Regions from separate parts of the Homo sapiens genome. Here all the other regions are linked to region 3. A link is a contact called in ENCODE Hi-C or POLR2A ChIA-PET data. All regions are on one chromosome and are shown on one strand. The core of a region is the stretch at or near the end of the contact, and the rest is flanking DNA. Distances in the headings are between cores, read along the strand shown. Region 1 holds the start of LINC02310 (long intergenic non-protein coding RNA 2310). Region 2 has its middle 33 kb from the start of LINC02310. Region 3 overlaps LOC101927598 (a long non-coding RNA gene). Region 4 overlaps LOC124903315 (a long non-coding RNA gene).

Region 1 (3,562 bases), core at 843-3,342, 380 kb after region 3:
CCTGCTGAATGCAATGTTTAAGGAAGGCAGAAGAGGGAGTGGTAAATTCTGACTCAGGGAATGACGAAAGGGTAAGGTTTCCAAGAGCAGAGCTGGGGCCAGGGTATCAACAGAAGAAAGCTCATGAGCAATGGTAGACACACAGGAAAAGGGCTTGGCTAGGAGCAGTGAGCAGTTTGCTGAGTTTAGGGTGTGCCGATGTGGGGTGGGGACAGTAAGTGTGTGGGAAACAGAACTGGAGCATCAGGCTAGGGCCCGATCCTGGAGAGACTTAGAGGCCATTCCAGGGAGGTTGGGCTTTATTCTGTACACACTGGCAATCTGCTGACATGTTTTGAGCCAAGGAGTGAGCAGATCTAGGTTTGGGGCACTCTCTTTGGTGATGGTGGATAGGATAATTTGGAGTCGGGAAAACCTGGAGACCAGTGAAAAAATTATGGAATCTATTGTCCCTGGTTGAGACTCTTTTTCCCAATTTTCTAGTTTACCTGCTGTCTTCAGAGAGGATTATTAGCATATCAGGGTGTAATTTTTTGAATGAAAGTAGGAAATTAGGTTTATCATTATTTCTTTGTTCCAAAAGCCTGGTTGTTAGAGACTTCTTATTAGTGTACTTTTCATAATCTAAGAATTTCTAGTGAGATGGTGAAATATGCAAAAAAAAAATGCAATTTGCTCAGCTTATAAATATTGGCTATTTAATTAACATTGTTTGTGACAATGACATATTTTTCTTATATAGATGATGAGAGAAAGTTCTTTGAAAAATTGCATAGCTATTGTTCTTGAGTAAGTTGCTAAGAGCATTTTACCACCAAGAATAGAGCTAAAGAAAATTGGCTTTGCCTTGTCTGAAGACCATGACTTCTACCTTGGGAACATGTGCACCGAAATGAATACAGCCTCCTCTATGTGTTCACGGGAGGGGATCGTGGGTGGGGAGGTGCAGTGATTCTCAGAACGGCCCTTGTAATTTAAACCTAAGTACCAATATCTCTATGTCAGAAGCAAGGAAATAGACCAAAGCATTAAATGACTAGTTTCAAAATATGCACTTAACCAGCTCTAATGCTGAGAGGAAAATCTTCACTTTTATAATTTTTTTGTATATCCAAGTAAATATGTATAACAACTTTCTCCTAAGACATTTCCCCCTTTTGGTTCTAGAGACCAAAAAAATTGTTGTCTATGTTTCTAAACTTTTTTTCAAGGACTTCACACTTTTAAATTCAAGTTGAATACCCGTTATCTGAAATGCTTGGGACCAGAAGTGTTTCAGATTTTGGATACTTTTGGGTTTTCGAATATTTGACTATATACCTTGAGATATATCAGGGATGGGACCTAAGTCTGAACAAAAAATTCATTTATGTTTCATATACACCTTATAAACATTGCCTAAAGATAATTTTATACAATATTTTAAATAATCTTAAGCACGAAACAAACTTTTGACTGTGTTTTGACCGCAACTCATCACACGAGGTGAGGTGTGGAATTTTCTACATGTGGCGCGATGTCAGTGCTCAAAACATTCAGATTTTGGAGGATTTTAGATTTTGGAGTTTGAGATTACAGGTGTTCAACCTTTGTATCAAACACAACCAATTTATTAACAAAGCAGGTACAAAGTACAACACACTTATGCCCCTAACTTTTGAAGAAAAGCAAAAAAGATTAGTAGGTAAAAGTTGTTTTTCTCTCCCACAAATCATCTTTGCTACTCACACACACATATACTTTGCAAGTGTTTCCAAATCTCTGAAAACTTCACATCTCTTGTCTCAAGCTCTAGGTATGTACCTGCCTACCATAGTGTGGTGTCAAAGGGAAGGTGTCTGAGCAAACTTATTGATCTTAACCTTTTCTTCTCCACCTATGGCAGAAGCCACAAATACCTTATGTAAAGGGCTTGCAGCTGTGCCCTGTGAAGGAGCACTCCCTCCAGACTGGGCATGCGTCCTGGCCTCTGTTTGGAATGCTCTCTTTCTGCCTCAGTTTCCTTCCTGATGTATATATATAGACTCAGCCTCTCTGCCCAAGTCTTCTATGATGACAGCTCACTAGGCAGGCAGCGTGGATCTATGTTCCAGTCTCCTCTTGCAGATCAGATACCACCTCTGAGATCCTTCTCTGCTCCTCACTGACCAAACTCAAGGAACAGATCTTCCCTGCCCAGGTCTCCAGGACCCCAACCTACCCACTTCTAGGAGAGAATTCACACAGGGTAAGTTAAGAACACTTATAGCAAGGGATAAATCCTCCCTGCCCCTCGCATGGTGTGCCTTAACATTTAGCCCTAACCACAGGGATACAGAATAGCCCCTTCTGCAAAACTGAACTGGAAAATTGGATCCACATATAAAAAAGGAGGTTGTTCTGGCTAATTGATTAGTAAGGCCCCTGTAGCTCGTCCAGTTACATATATTCATGTCCAGCTTGTCACACTGTCTGGCTGACTAATTTGGCCTACAGACTCCCCAAACATGAGATTCTAATGACTCACCTAAAGTTTTAATATTCAGAAAACTGGGCCTTCTCCTTGGAAAGTTGTTCCGATGAGCAGGAATGTTAATCTGTGAGTGTAAGTACTGCCTTCACCTCTGGACGTGTCTGTGTGGTATGTGCCAAAGAGACAGAACTCAGCACAGATGGTGACTCCTGAATCATTAACTTCAGGCAGCTGCGTTCCGTGGCTGTACAGCTCCGTGGCAGCACAGGCACCAGGAGCCCACAGATTATCACGATAAACAGTACAAGACCTCTTGCAGGTCGTAGGCCATGGAGCACATGTTTAACTTCTTTGGGGAAAAAAATAATTCGCTGGCAAAAAAAAAAAACCCAGAATATTTGCCAAACACCTCATTTCCTGCTCTATAACCAGATGGTTATGAATCATGTGAAATATCCCTTCCACCTCCATGAACAAATATTCGTGTTATTTACAAACTAGTAGTACATTTGTGACTGCACATACATGCTTAACAAATTTCTAGGCCGTGGAATGTATTTCTCAAGTATATGGGAAAATCTATAACATGAAAATCTTTATCTTCCCAGGCTTTCTGAATAATGTGTATTAAACAGTTGTTGACGACCTAACAAAAGTTACTGGGTCTTGGAGTGTGAGACAGATCACTATTTTGGAGAAAGGATGTTATATGAAGCAGGAACTACATTTTTTCACTGTGGTTTCACCCTTTTATTTAGAAACAACAATAAACATTTTTGTTACGGCTTTGAAAAGAGAAAATAAATCCCTTTTTGTTATGGCTTTGAAAAGAGAAAATACATGCCTTTTTGGAAGAGAGAAAGAGAAAAGGCAGGAAGGAAGGGAAAGAAGGAAGGGGAGATTGGATGGATTCTTTGCTAGCCAAGGTGCCTAAGAGCTAGAAACAAAAGTAGGAAATACAAACACTGTAGCTTTCTGCACCACAGCTGCCTCCCCTCGCAACAAAGAGCAGGCCCTCGGCCTCCGAGCCTGGGAGAGGGAGCATCACCCTTAGGCACAATGTAGCCCAGAAGGGCCTGGCGCTGTCCTTTTTGGCCTCCTGACAAGAAT
Region 2 (3,433 bases), core at 124-2,623, 350 kb after region 3:
TTCAATAATGTAAATAAAGAACTGGATCAATCTGAACAACAGAGTCATTACTGTATCTTAATTCAATGTTTTCTGCTATTAATACATCTTGTCTTCTTTTGATTCTCTAACTCAAAAGAGCTTGTCGTTATGTGTTATTTGTTTAATTTAGTACCATTATCAAATTAAATAAGGAAGTATCTTCCTTTGCTTGTAGTCTCCAGGGCTGGAAGGGAAGTAATGCAGTAACTGTACAAGCCTTATTTAGCTCACACAGCTCAATGGTACCCTTGCAAAGTGGGTGACTTTAAAAGGGATACTTTCTTTCCACATGAGCAATCTCATCAAGAACTCTTTTAGCCTGACACCTAAAAGCTGCTCTACTTGCATATGACCTCTATTTGTTAGTTACATGGGATTAAGGAAAATTGATCTATCCTTAGGGTCCCCTTTACCCTAAACTGCTCATAAATTCATCTATAATTTGGAAAAAATAAATAAAGGGAAAATAGCTAAGGGGAGTCTATCACCAACTTCAGGTAAAATTCAAGGTCTTGTTTGTATTACCAGCTCTATTTCTGTATACCTAAATCTATGATGTTTCAGTTATGGACCACGAACTATAAACTCAAGTTCACTTTCACTGCAACATTGGTTAAGAAGGAGGTGCTGTCAATGCAGGCATTAATCATCTCAAGAACATTCAGAGTATGAAATGGTTTCCCTGACTTTGATGTAAACAAAAATGTTTCAAACTTTTCCCTTTCTGTACCGGGTAGTACTGTGGGTGACTTTTCTGGAGTCTTTTTAGGAGAGATAGAATGAGTTGAAAACATATCAATTTGCATGTTTTATGGAAAACAATTTCTGTTAGAGCCACTGGCATACTAAAATTACTCAATACTGACTGAAATAAGGAGTCTATTTTAGAAGGACTTCCAGCTTGGGTGACCAGTTTCCTGTTTGCAAACTTTGAAAATCTCTTATCGGGGCAATGGCTTAACCATTAATAAGAAAAACACAGTCCCCTTCTCTAATTCTGCAATTGCCTTGTTGAACTTGGCCATCCACAGGTATGATGGCTCACTGCCCATTAAGGCATTTTGACACTCTTCTGGGTATATATAGAAAACAATAACCTCAATTGTCTAAAAACAGAGAGACTTTAAAATCAGCATATACATATCCTCATAAACACACACACACAGTCTTCTGCACACATACATACTCCATACATGAATAGCAATGTCCTTACTAACATATTAAATATCCCTTTCAGTTCTTCTGTCTTTAGCGGTTCCCATTTCAGAGCCACACCACAGATTCTTTGTGTCCTAAGTCCATAAGAAGCATCCCAAGCATTCTTGCAAGCCCTGTGGCTCGGCTCATGCAACTGGGAATAAAAGATCCCTTGAATACAAATGGTAATGCTCATGCTAGCAGCTGCCACCCAAGGGTAGCAAACACCATGCAGTTCATGTTTTGTACTGCTGCTTTTTGTTCTGAGTGAAAGATGAGAGATATGTTCTCACTGGGGAATTCTTTGGTTCTGATTTAAGCGGGGAGAAGAACAGAGGGTTTTTTTTGTTGTTTTTTGTTTTTTTTTTTATGATTCCCTGTGGCATGTAGAGTTTGACCTTGACTTTTTAACTACCACGAACACATGAACTTCTACCCCAGATTATGCCTAAACTTTCAAAATAAAGGAATTAAAAAAAACAACTCCAATTTGCGTGGAGCTACTACTTTCAGCTTTCAAAATCCTGTAAGGTGTATTGTTAACAGCAGTGGGTTAGATCTTCTGCTATTAGTGGAGGCCAGAAAAGAATACTTTGGGAAAGGTCAGCAGTACTTAACAGGAGCTGAAGGAAGTGAGCAACTATATTTAAAGACTTAGGATGGAGTATGGTTTCACTTTACACACAAAGAACTCTTTCTTTCGGCTTTTAACGTTGAGGTGGATAAATTCTGAAAACTCACAGAGGGATTTGTTGTTGACTTGTAAATCCAAACTTACATGTCATGAATTTCATTACTCTATCTCTCATTCCCCGGAACAGCCCATGGCATTGAACATCTTTTGCCTGGCATAATCACATGGAACACAAAGCCTCTACTGAATCTTATGGAATGAAAGAATGCATGTTGAATTCAATTTTATTTCTTTTTCTTTCTTCTTGAGCTTCATGCATTTAAAATGGGCGTACATCCTCAGAAAGTCAAGTGCCTGAGGATGTTACTAGTGATGTAGACATAACTTTTTGCCCCAAGGTGGTGGGTATAAATCTAGACTGAGTCAGGGCAATCAAGAGGAAATTGATGAGTTGTGTGTTTTCTGTGAAAAGAATTTCTCCCCATTGATAGTTACTATTCAACATCCTTACAATGTCTCAAAGTCCCACAAGTGAAAGGGAACTGAGAGACAAGTAATCTAACTTCCTTATTTTATAAATATTAAAAATAAGATGGGGAAAATATACATGACTTGCCCAAGATCATAGAGGTAGTAATGTCAAAGCTGGGACTTTGTCAAGTTTTCCTCACTCCTGTCCAGTGCTTGGTCTCTTTTAAAAGCCCACGACACTTAATTGAATGTTAAATGGGGGAAACGGATCATTCTGTCCAAACGCATGAGATGTCCTTAGCCACATAAAAGTAGTTTACTTAGGGAGCCATCATACCTGTGCTCGACAAAGTTCAATGAGGGAATTGCAGAATTAGAGAAGAAAATGGTTTGGTAATGTGTGGATAAAGGGCTAGAGGGAAACAAACAAACAAAAAAAAATCTTCATGACTACCCAGGTGAAACTGTTTTTGAACGGCTGGGTTGCACATTAGAATCACCTGGGGGAGAGTTCTGATTATCTACTGCTGCATAACAAACCACAACAAAATTTAGTAGCTGAAAACAACAGCCATTTCATGAGAGCTCACAATTTTGAGGAAGAGGAATTGGAGCAAGTCTTAACCAGGTGATTCTTCTGCTCCTTGTGGTGTCAATTGGGATTAGTCGGTGGCATTTAGCTGGCAGCTGAACTGGTTTGGAGAATCAAAGATGACTTCACACACATGCTTTATTCACATGCTTGGTGCCTTGATAGGAACAAATGGGAATTTGAGCTCACCTGTTCTCTTCTCTTTTCTCTTCTCCTCTTCTCTTCCCTTTTCTTTTCTCTCCCCTCTCTCTCCCACCCTCTCTCTCCCCTCTCTCTCCCACCCTCTCTCTCCCCTCTGTCTCTCACCCTCTCTCTCCCCCTCTGTCTCTCCCCTTCTCTCTCTCTCCCCCTCTCTCTCTCCATGTAGCCTCAGGGAATATCTTCATAGTCTTCACATATGGCAAAGGTAGCTTGGGGCTCAAGAAACTGATAGAAACTGCCATTCTTTTTAAGGACCAGGCTTAGTGTTACTTCTGCCATTCTCTATTGGCAAAAGCAGTCAGGCAGCCCAGACCCAC
Region 3 (3,375 bases), core at 780-3,279:
GTAATGTAATGGGCGCTGGATGGGAAGAGGAGAGAGGTGGGTGATGGGGTGGGGCTGGTGAAGTGGAGCTAGTGGGGTGGGGACTAGGTAGGGCTGAGCTGGGTATGGGGAAAAGGAAGCTCTTGTTTTGTTGTATTTTGGGGATTGTTTAGAACAGGAGGGCGCTTGACACATTTAGGGACTGAGCGGGGAAGAAACAAGTAGAGTGTGATAAATTGAAGGTGCAGGAGAAAGATGAAGAGGCACGATCCTAAGAGGACTGGAGGAGGCTCAGGTGAGGAGCATGGGCTTTGCAGGAGGGTGTGTGTCTTTTTCCCTGAGACTGGAGGGAAGACCATCAGGCTGGGTGGATGGGCAGAGATGACTTTGTTAAGTGAGAGGGCAGGAAGTGGACTCTGCAAAAGAGCAGCAGAAAAAAGATTAGAGGTGGGAGATCTTGGAGAACCGTGTAGCCTGGTGGCCACCAGCACAGGCTCTGGAGTCAGGCTGACTTAGATTGCAGTGCCAGCTCCACCACTTACTGGCCATTTGGCCTTGGGCAAACTCTCTGATCTTTCTAAGGACTCAGTTTCCTTATAAAAGGGGATGATAAGACCTCCCTCATAGGATTATTGCGAGAACGAAATGAGATTCCATGCATTCTCTGAAGGAGATTGACAATGATGAAGACCATGCAGCAAATCGAGGAGCTAAATATGCCAGACAGATTTCATGGTCTAAACAGTTTATATGTCTTTTGATTGCCTCCCACAAGACTGAAAATAACTTGGGGGTAGGGGTCATATGTCTTGCTTTTCTTGGTCTTCCTGGCATTCAGTGCAATGCCTGCTTCATCAAGGGCTCTCAGTCAAGTTTGTTAAATGACTGAATAAATCAATTGCCCAGTCAACCCAACCATAGCTCCAGCTTCCAACTGCCAGACTGTGCACTTCCCATTCTACCGCACTACCTTTCTTGGTCCAGCCTTAACGTCTCTGTTTACCAACATTGTTACACTATTTGTGATTACTAAAGAGTAACAGTTCCTTGAATTGGGCACTATATTTTGGTTCTGGAAATGCAAAAGCACATTATTGTTTATCATGGAAGTCAGGTGATCTAGTTCTGCTAGTTAATTGACTAATTAACTACTAATTAATTAGCTAATAATTAAGTTAATTAATTCCTAAGAATTAAAAAGGAAAGGAGAGGGCGATTTATTGCCAGAGAGGCTTCTCTAAGTGTTTTTATGGCCACTTTCATCCTGTGTGTGACTGAGCTTTAGCACGTTGACCAGGTTAAGGATCTGGATGCCAGAAAAGCCACACCTGGGCCTGGTGGGGCAGAGAAAGGGCTGCTGCAGCCATGGAGCCAGCGCTCTCAGGCCTCAGCGGTTTCAGGTGCCCCAGCCAAGTGAGAGGCAGAGTGGGCGCTTGGCCGCTGAGAGAAGGTCAAGACATGAATAATGGAGGCCACAGGCACACCTTCCAGAGCTGTGTCTGCTTGCTAGGCTTTTCAACCTTGGCCACCCCACCTTTAAAAAAAAAGAAAACCTTTAAAAACATGAAAAGACCCAACATCTCCTTCCTTGCCCATCTCTCTCTCTCTCCTCTGCCCCCTCAGATGAAAGGCAGCAATGCAGCTAAAATGTTCCCACAAACGTTCAGGTACAGGGGAGCTGTCAAGATCAGCGTGCCACGGAGGCAAAACAAGGAACTTGGAAGAGCCATAAACTGCACACCACCCCCTCCTCAAATAACCCCAGGCTTAGCAAAGGAGCCTCTGCAAGCAGAGATGGAGTTTGTAAGGATTAAATTTCCTCCTCCCACAAGCCCCCAATTGCAAAAAGCCAAACTTTCTGGGTTCTTCCTACCAAACGACTCCCTTCTGACCACCAGAGGTCAGGCTGCAGTTAGGAACAGGCAGTAGGTCCCCAAAGGAGAGATCTGACCTAGTTCCTCCCAGGCCCTCCGGGGCACGTCTGGAGCTCCCCCAGACTCACCCAAGCTCGCCCAGCAGGGGCCTGTGGATTCCTTTCTCCTCTGTAATGGACAGGGGCAGGCACACCAGAAGCTGCCTGGAGTGTGATAAACCGAAGGTACGAAGAAAGATGAAGAGACAACATTTAAGAGGGCTGGAGGAGGCGCAGCGGAGGAGAATGAGCCTCCTGAATGAGTCATCCCCCACTTCAACTTATTAGGTTTGAGAACCACTCACCTAAGAATCCCGCGAAGCAGGGAGCTGATTAAAAAGCAGATTTGGCTGGGCACGGTGGCTCACGCCTGTAATCTCAGCACTTTGGGAGGCCGAGACGGGTGGATCACGAGGTCGGGAGATCGAGACCATCCTGGCTAACACGGTGAAACCCCATCTCTACTAAAAATACAAAAAAATTGGCCAGGCGTGGCGGCGGGCGCCTGTAGCTCCAGCTACTCGGGAGGCTGAGGCAGGAGAATGGCGTGAACCCGGGAGGCGGAGCTTGCAGTGAGCCGAGATGGCGCCACTGCACTCCAGCCTGGGCGACAGAGCGAGACTCCGTCTCAAAATAAATAAATAAATAAATAAATAAATAAATAAATAAATAAATAAATTAAAAAGCAGATTCCTGGGCTCTGTTTGTGAAGGCCAGTTCTGCAGGTTGGGAATTGGGCCCAATGCCCTGCGTTTTATGCAAGCTCTTTGAGAGGTCCTGACGTTGGTGGTGCACTGCTGTACTTTGAGCAGATAATGCTTTAAGCAGTTGCTCAAACCTGGGGGCAGTCGCTAAGCACAGACTTTGGTTTTGTGCAATACCTGAGACTCAAGCAGGCAGATGGGATTAGGCCTACGTACCCTGCTACCTCAGGCCTGTAGGCCATTGAATGCATGCTTGCTGGAACACCTGAAGTGAGGCAGCTACTCCTGGCCCCATCCACTCCCAAGCTGGGAGGAAGGAAAATTCGTACTGCTCTGTGCAGGATGAAGACCATTGCAGGCTGGCCTGCCATCTCCGGATGCCTTCCTACTCCACGTTCCTTCTCATCATTTCTGAGCACTGGTTTCCTTATTCTGTCCCCTTTGATGTGCCTCCATCCTCCTCATTGCTCAGAAAAAGCATCCTGGATTTAGAGGTAGTTAAGCTCCCTTCCCAGGATAATCCTTGCTTGTTGTCCTTCCTTGGTGCTAAGACACAATCTACCACATGAGCACCTCGATGTACTAGGAACTTTTCAGAGAGGAGTGGGAATGAAATATGACATTAAATATCCATATCCAATGGAAGATGCAGCCCCCTTCCAGAATCGATAAAAAGTGCATTTTAGCGTTGAGGAAGTTTTCTCTCCTTTTCTAATGATCCAGTGTTACTGTATTCATTCGACCCCAATTCATTGAGTGCCTGCTGAGCCAAGGACCTGC
Region 4 (3,708 bases), core at 1,115-3,614, 480 kb after region 3:
AGCCTCTGATTGCTTTGACGTTTCTTTCATTCATCCAAGATGTGCCAGCAGTTTCTGCTGTCACTCGACTGGGCTTGTGATGGTCAATCCTTCTGTGAAACTCATTAACAGTTTCTTCTACTTAAGGGATGGCTCTTCCTCTCTTAGGCTCCAGAAAGCAGTTCGGTTGTTACTTTGCAAAAATTATGCACTATTGTGTTCATTCCTCCAACCATGCGTATCTGCTTCACTAATATCAAATTAAAGTCCTGCTGCTCTGTTTCTACGCCTTTTTGCACACAAGGTAATTTTTCATTTTAATGTCAAATCATAGTATAATTTTTTGAGGATCTTCTAAACGCAATTAAATTCAACACCTATACCATCAACAATGCATCCAATTCAATTGACATGATGACAGTGTGAACTGCCATGATATTATTAACGACTGTATCTCCACAGAGCCTGACCAACACCATGAGCTGATCCCCAGAGATGTTAGGATGTGACAGATGTGCATTCTGGAATCAATTAAATAGGGCTCCCACACTGTAACCCTGTGCTCTTGTCTTAATGTCTGGCTGACCCGTGGTCATAACTAAAATGAAGAGGAAAATAATTCCAACTAAGAATAGGATAATGATGAATCAAATAGTCCTTTCACTTCCTGCAATGTTCTGACTCCTTTCCGTTACGTGTCTTAAAGTGAGGGACTCAGAGCTATCTTTCTTACCTACTCACCAACAGTATGTCATGTTAGTTTGCTGTGATCTTAATGACAATATCCTGCTACATCTCTTTTTCCTCCCTCAATCTGTCTCTTTTTCTCCGCTAATAACATGGAAGGGGAACCAACTCTTATTTCATCTAGCTACACTAATACTACAACTTTGAGTTTACAAATTTCCTTCCTCTCATTTTTTAATCACAATTCCCCATAATAACTTTATTGAGTAGTAGAGAGGGGGAGAGACTATGAATTTGTGGATGATGTAACTGGGACAAAAAAGAGTTGGTAGGAAAACCAATATTAGCACTTAGCCTCCCAAACTTGAGTATCTTGTTCTCTGTTGTTCTGTTTTGTTTTGTTTTTTTGAGAAGGAGTCTCGCTCTGTTGCCCAGGCTGGAGTGCAGTGGCTGATTTCGGCTCACTGCAAGCTCCGCCTCCCGGGTTCATGGCATTCTCCTGCCTCAGCCTCTGGAGTAGATGGGACTACAGGCACCCGCCACCACGCCTGGCTAATCTTTTTGTATTTTTAGTAGAGACGGGGTTTCACTGCATTAGCCAGGATGGTCAATCTCCTGACCTCGTGATCCGCCCACCTTGGCCTCCCAAAGTGCTGGGATAATAGGCATGAGCCACTGCGCCAGGCCTGTTCTCTGATTTTAAGACCCCTTTGGGAAGAGCCATCCCACAAACAGAAGAAACTGTTAATGAGATCCCCAAAAGAATCTCTCATCACAAGCTAACCTTCTGGATGGGAGGAATGTATGTGGATTCCTAAAAGTTGAAGGCTGCTTCTATATGTTCAGTTTAGTAAGTACTCCTATAAAGACAGTACACAAGGCTTGCCAGGCAGGGTACTGTCGGGTATTCCGGGAGGAAAGTCATTGCTCCAGCCTCCTCTGCCTCATAATCTAGAGCCGTTCTCAATTCCGGGATGGGGGAAGAGGCAGGGAGGGGGCACTTCATCTTGTGAATCAGCTTACATTTACAGGCCCCAGAAAATTGTTCCAGATCCCTCCCTGAAAACACACACACACATGCAGGATATTGCAAGTCATTTCTTGGGATTGATACAGCTCCTGGACATTAGAGGAGTAGCTCACGTCTGTACCCCATAACATTGAGCCACGAAACTCACACAGATGAGCTTTTTCTCATGGTTAGTCCCACCCAAGTACAAAGAGACCAAGCCAGTCAAATAGTTTCAGGAGGAAGCAATAGCCTCCCTTGGTGTTCAGGTTTTCTTGATTAACATCTGTCAAAGAAATTCCTTGATCCTTCCTTCAGACCTGGTGTTTTGTGAGGCCTTCTTTCCTGGCAGGGTTGATGGTGAATATCCTCCAGAATGCACAGCAGGCCAGGGCACTTTTGAATAATCCACGGCCCTCCCTGAGGGGCCCGCCCATGATACCTCCTGCTCCCTGCATACCCCACCCTGTGCTCCACTTGTCTCTTCACAGCCCCTGGCCAAGATGCTGGAGCCTCAGATTGCCTTCTGAGCCCTCAGAAAGCAGTGCTCCTCTTAAAGAGGTCAGGGGACCCCACTCTGCCAGAAAAATCTCTGGCCAGGGCTATGGCTGCAGAGTTTCTGGCATCTGTGAGTTGGCGAGTGGTCAGGGAGTTTCCAGTCTTTTACAACTCTCGAAAAGCAACCTGATTTTTCATTTGAAGTCAGGATGTTGAAGTGTCCCTGAATCGCTGGGGACTGACATCTGGGATCGGAGCCTTGTCTTGCTGGAGCCAGAGTCTCCGTATCACTTAAGGACACAGAAATCCTGGTTTCTTTCCCACATTAACTTGTGAATACAAATATGAAGCTTTTTATAAGATTCCCCACATCCTGTCTTAGAAAAGGAGACAGAGTTCCAGTTCTAGAGCCACAAAGGATCTGTTGAAACTCTGGCATTGCAGCCACTTTCTTGTTTATTATTCTTCTTCTCTGGATGTCAGTGTTTCAAGGCCCTGCAGGGGAAGCTCAGATGTGGCCTCACTTAAATTATTACTACTATGAATTATAATATATAGTGCTTTTTAGTTAAAAGAGTTTTTACTGTTATTATTATTTTAACCTAATCTTCATCTGACCTCCCCAGTAATTCCATAGTGTATCAGCTGCGGTCCCAGCATGGATCAGATGGCCATTCAAAGAGTTTAATTGAAAATTGTTTAAAGAAGGGACTATTTACAGAGATGGATCAGTCAGAGTCCAATCAGGAAAACAAAAACTGTGCTGATTATTTTAATAAGGTGAATTAAATATAAAGAAAGGATTGGAGATCTTTATATGAAGTATCTAAAGTAGTCAATTCGTAGAGACAGAGAGTAGAATGGTGGTCATCAGGGGCTGGGGGACGGGCAATGGGGATCTGTTTCAAGGGCAGAGAGGTTCGGTTTTGTAAGATGAAAAAGTTCTGGAGATTAGATGCAAAACAATGTGAAGCTACTTAACACCACTGAACTGTGCACTTAAAAAGGTTAGGATGGTAACATTTATGTGTTTTTCACAATAAAAAGAAAAAAAGAAAGGGGTTGGAGATCTGAATATGTGAAAGGAATCATAAAAGTAACACAGAAAAGCAACTGTGAAGGACAGGCTAGCACCACTCGGGCCAGGAAACAAAGGGAAGAGCTTAGTGTTGTCACCCAGAAGCTCGGAGCAGGGCAGCAGATGTGGGTCTGAGGCCTCTGAAGAGGGGCTGCCCGGTTATTACAGGTCCTTGAGAGCAAGCACAAGGACGGCCCTGAGAGTGCCAGAAAAACACGGGAGGCTGCATCCCAAGGCTGCTGTAGGAAGGATGGCTGCTGAGGATAGTCTAAGGGGAAGCACAAGCAAAAGGAGGAATGGGTCCCTGCTCCTCCCTCCAGTCTTGCAGGCTCCCCACAGCACCCTATATTGGCAGAACCGACAGAGAGCTGCTGACAAAGAGGGATGTCTTTTGGAACATCACAGCCCAGTACCAAAAAGCAGGGCATAAAAAAGGGTGGTGAGGAGCTGAGCAATA

Evidence for each region. A loop is a pair of places that touch in the nucleus more often than their neighbours do. ChIA-PET counts read pairs that join two places held with the same protein, here RNA polymerase II (POLR2A). Pooled maps may share reads with other maps.
Region 1: a loop to region 3 is called in a map of PC-3, with 10 times the contacts of the local background. The contact joins the promoter of LINC02310 here to the enhancer-like site in region 3. A Hi-C loop is called at or near these places in 4 of 168 maps with a recorded cell type or tissue (IMR-90, PC-3, endothelial cell of umbilical vein and 1 more) and 6 of 50 pooled maps. POLR2A ChIA-PET finds 5 or more read pairs at or near these places in 2 of 52 experiments (PC-3 and WTC11).
Region 2: a loop to region 3 is called in a pooled map, with 2.1 times the contacts of the local background. The contact joins two enhancer-like sites. A Hi-C loop is called at or near these places in 4 of 168 maps with a recorded cell type or tissue (DLD1, PC-3, PC-9 and 1 more) and 3 of 50 pooled maps.
Region 4: a loop to region 3 is called in a map of motor neuron, with 5 times the contacts of the local background. The contact joins two enhancer-like sites. A Hi-C loop is called at or near these places in 136 of 168 maps with a recorded cell type or tissue (A673, CD14-positive monocyte, CD4-positive, alpha-beta T cell and 77 more), 37 of 37 single-sample maps with no recorded cell type and 50 of 50 pooled maps. POLR2A ChIA-PET finds 5 or more read pairs at or near these places in 6 of 52 experiments (A549, AG04450, BJ and 3 more).

What each region holds. Positions count from the first base shown.
Region 1 is chr14:51,395,665-51,399,226 of GRCh38, reverse strand. LINC02310 (long intergenic non-protein coding RNA 2310) reads left to right here and starts at 2,092. Exons shown (of 4, transcript NR_146549.1): 1 at 2,092-2,227. It also overlaps a transcript of FRMD6 not described here. RefSeq lists enhancers at 2,244-3,443, 3,104-3,562.
Region 2 is chr14:51,428,756-51,432,188 of GRCh38, reverse strand. It overlaps a transcript of FRMD6 not described here. Among named protein-coding and RNA genes, the nearest start is that of LINC02310, 33 kb to the right of the region's middle. Within about 2 kb of position 1,373, at least 5 of the 41 ENCODE cell types and tissues checked have a DNase peak (open chromatin) inside an H3K27ac peak, as active enhancers do.
Region 3 is chr14:51,774,970-51,778,344 of GRCh38, reverse strand. All of the region lies in intron 1 of LOC101927598 (a long non-coding RNA gene), which reads right to left. Among named protein-coding and RNA genes, the nearest start is that of GNG2, 84 kb to the left of the region's middle. RefSeq lists a silencer at 2,134-2,303. Within about 2 kb of position 2,029, at least 4 of the 41 ENCODE cell types and tissues checked have a DNase peak (open chromatin) inside an H3K27ac peak, as active enhancers do; they include PC-3, breast epithelium and uterus, where a contact is called at or near this core.
Region 4 is chr14:51,292,112-51,295,819 of GRCh38, reverse strand. LOC124903315 (a long non-coding RNA gene) reads right to left here. Exons shown (of 2, transcript XR_007064164.1): 2 at 1-2,668. Among named protein-coding and RNA genes, the nearest start is that of LINC00519, 34 kb to the left of the region's middle. Within about 2 kb of position 2,364, at least 11 of the 41 ENCODE cell types and tissues checked have a DNase peak (open chromatin) inside an H3K27ac peak, as active enhancers do; they include breast epithelium and uterus, where a contact is called at or near this core.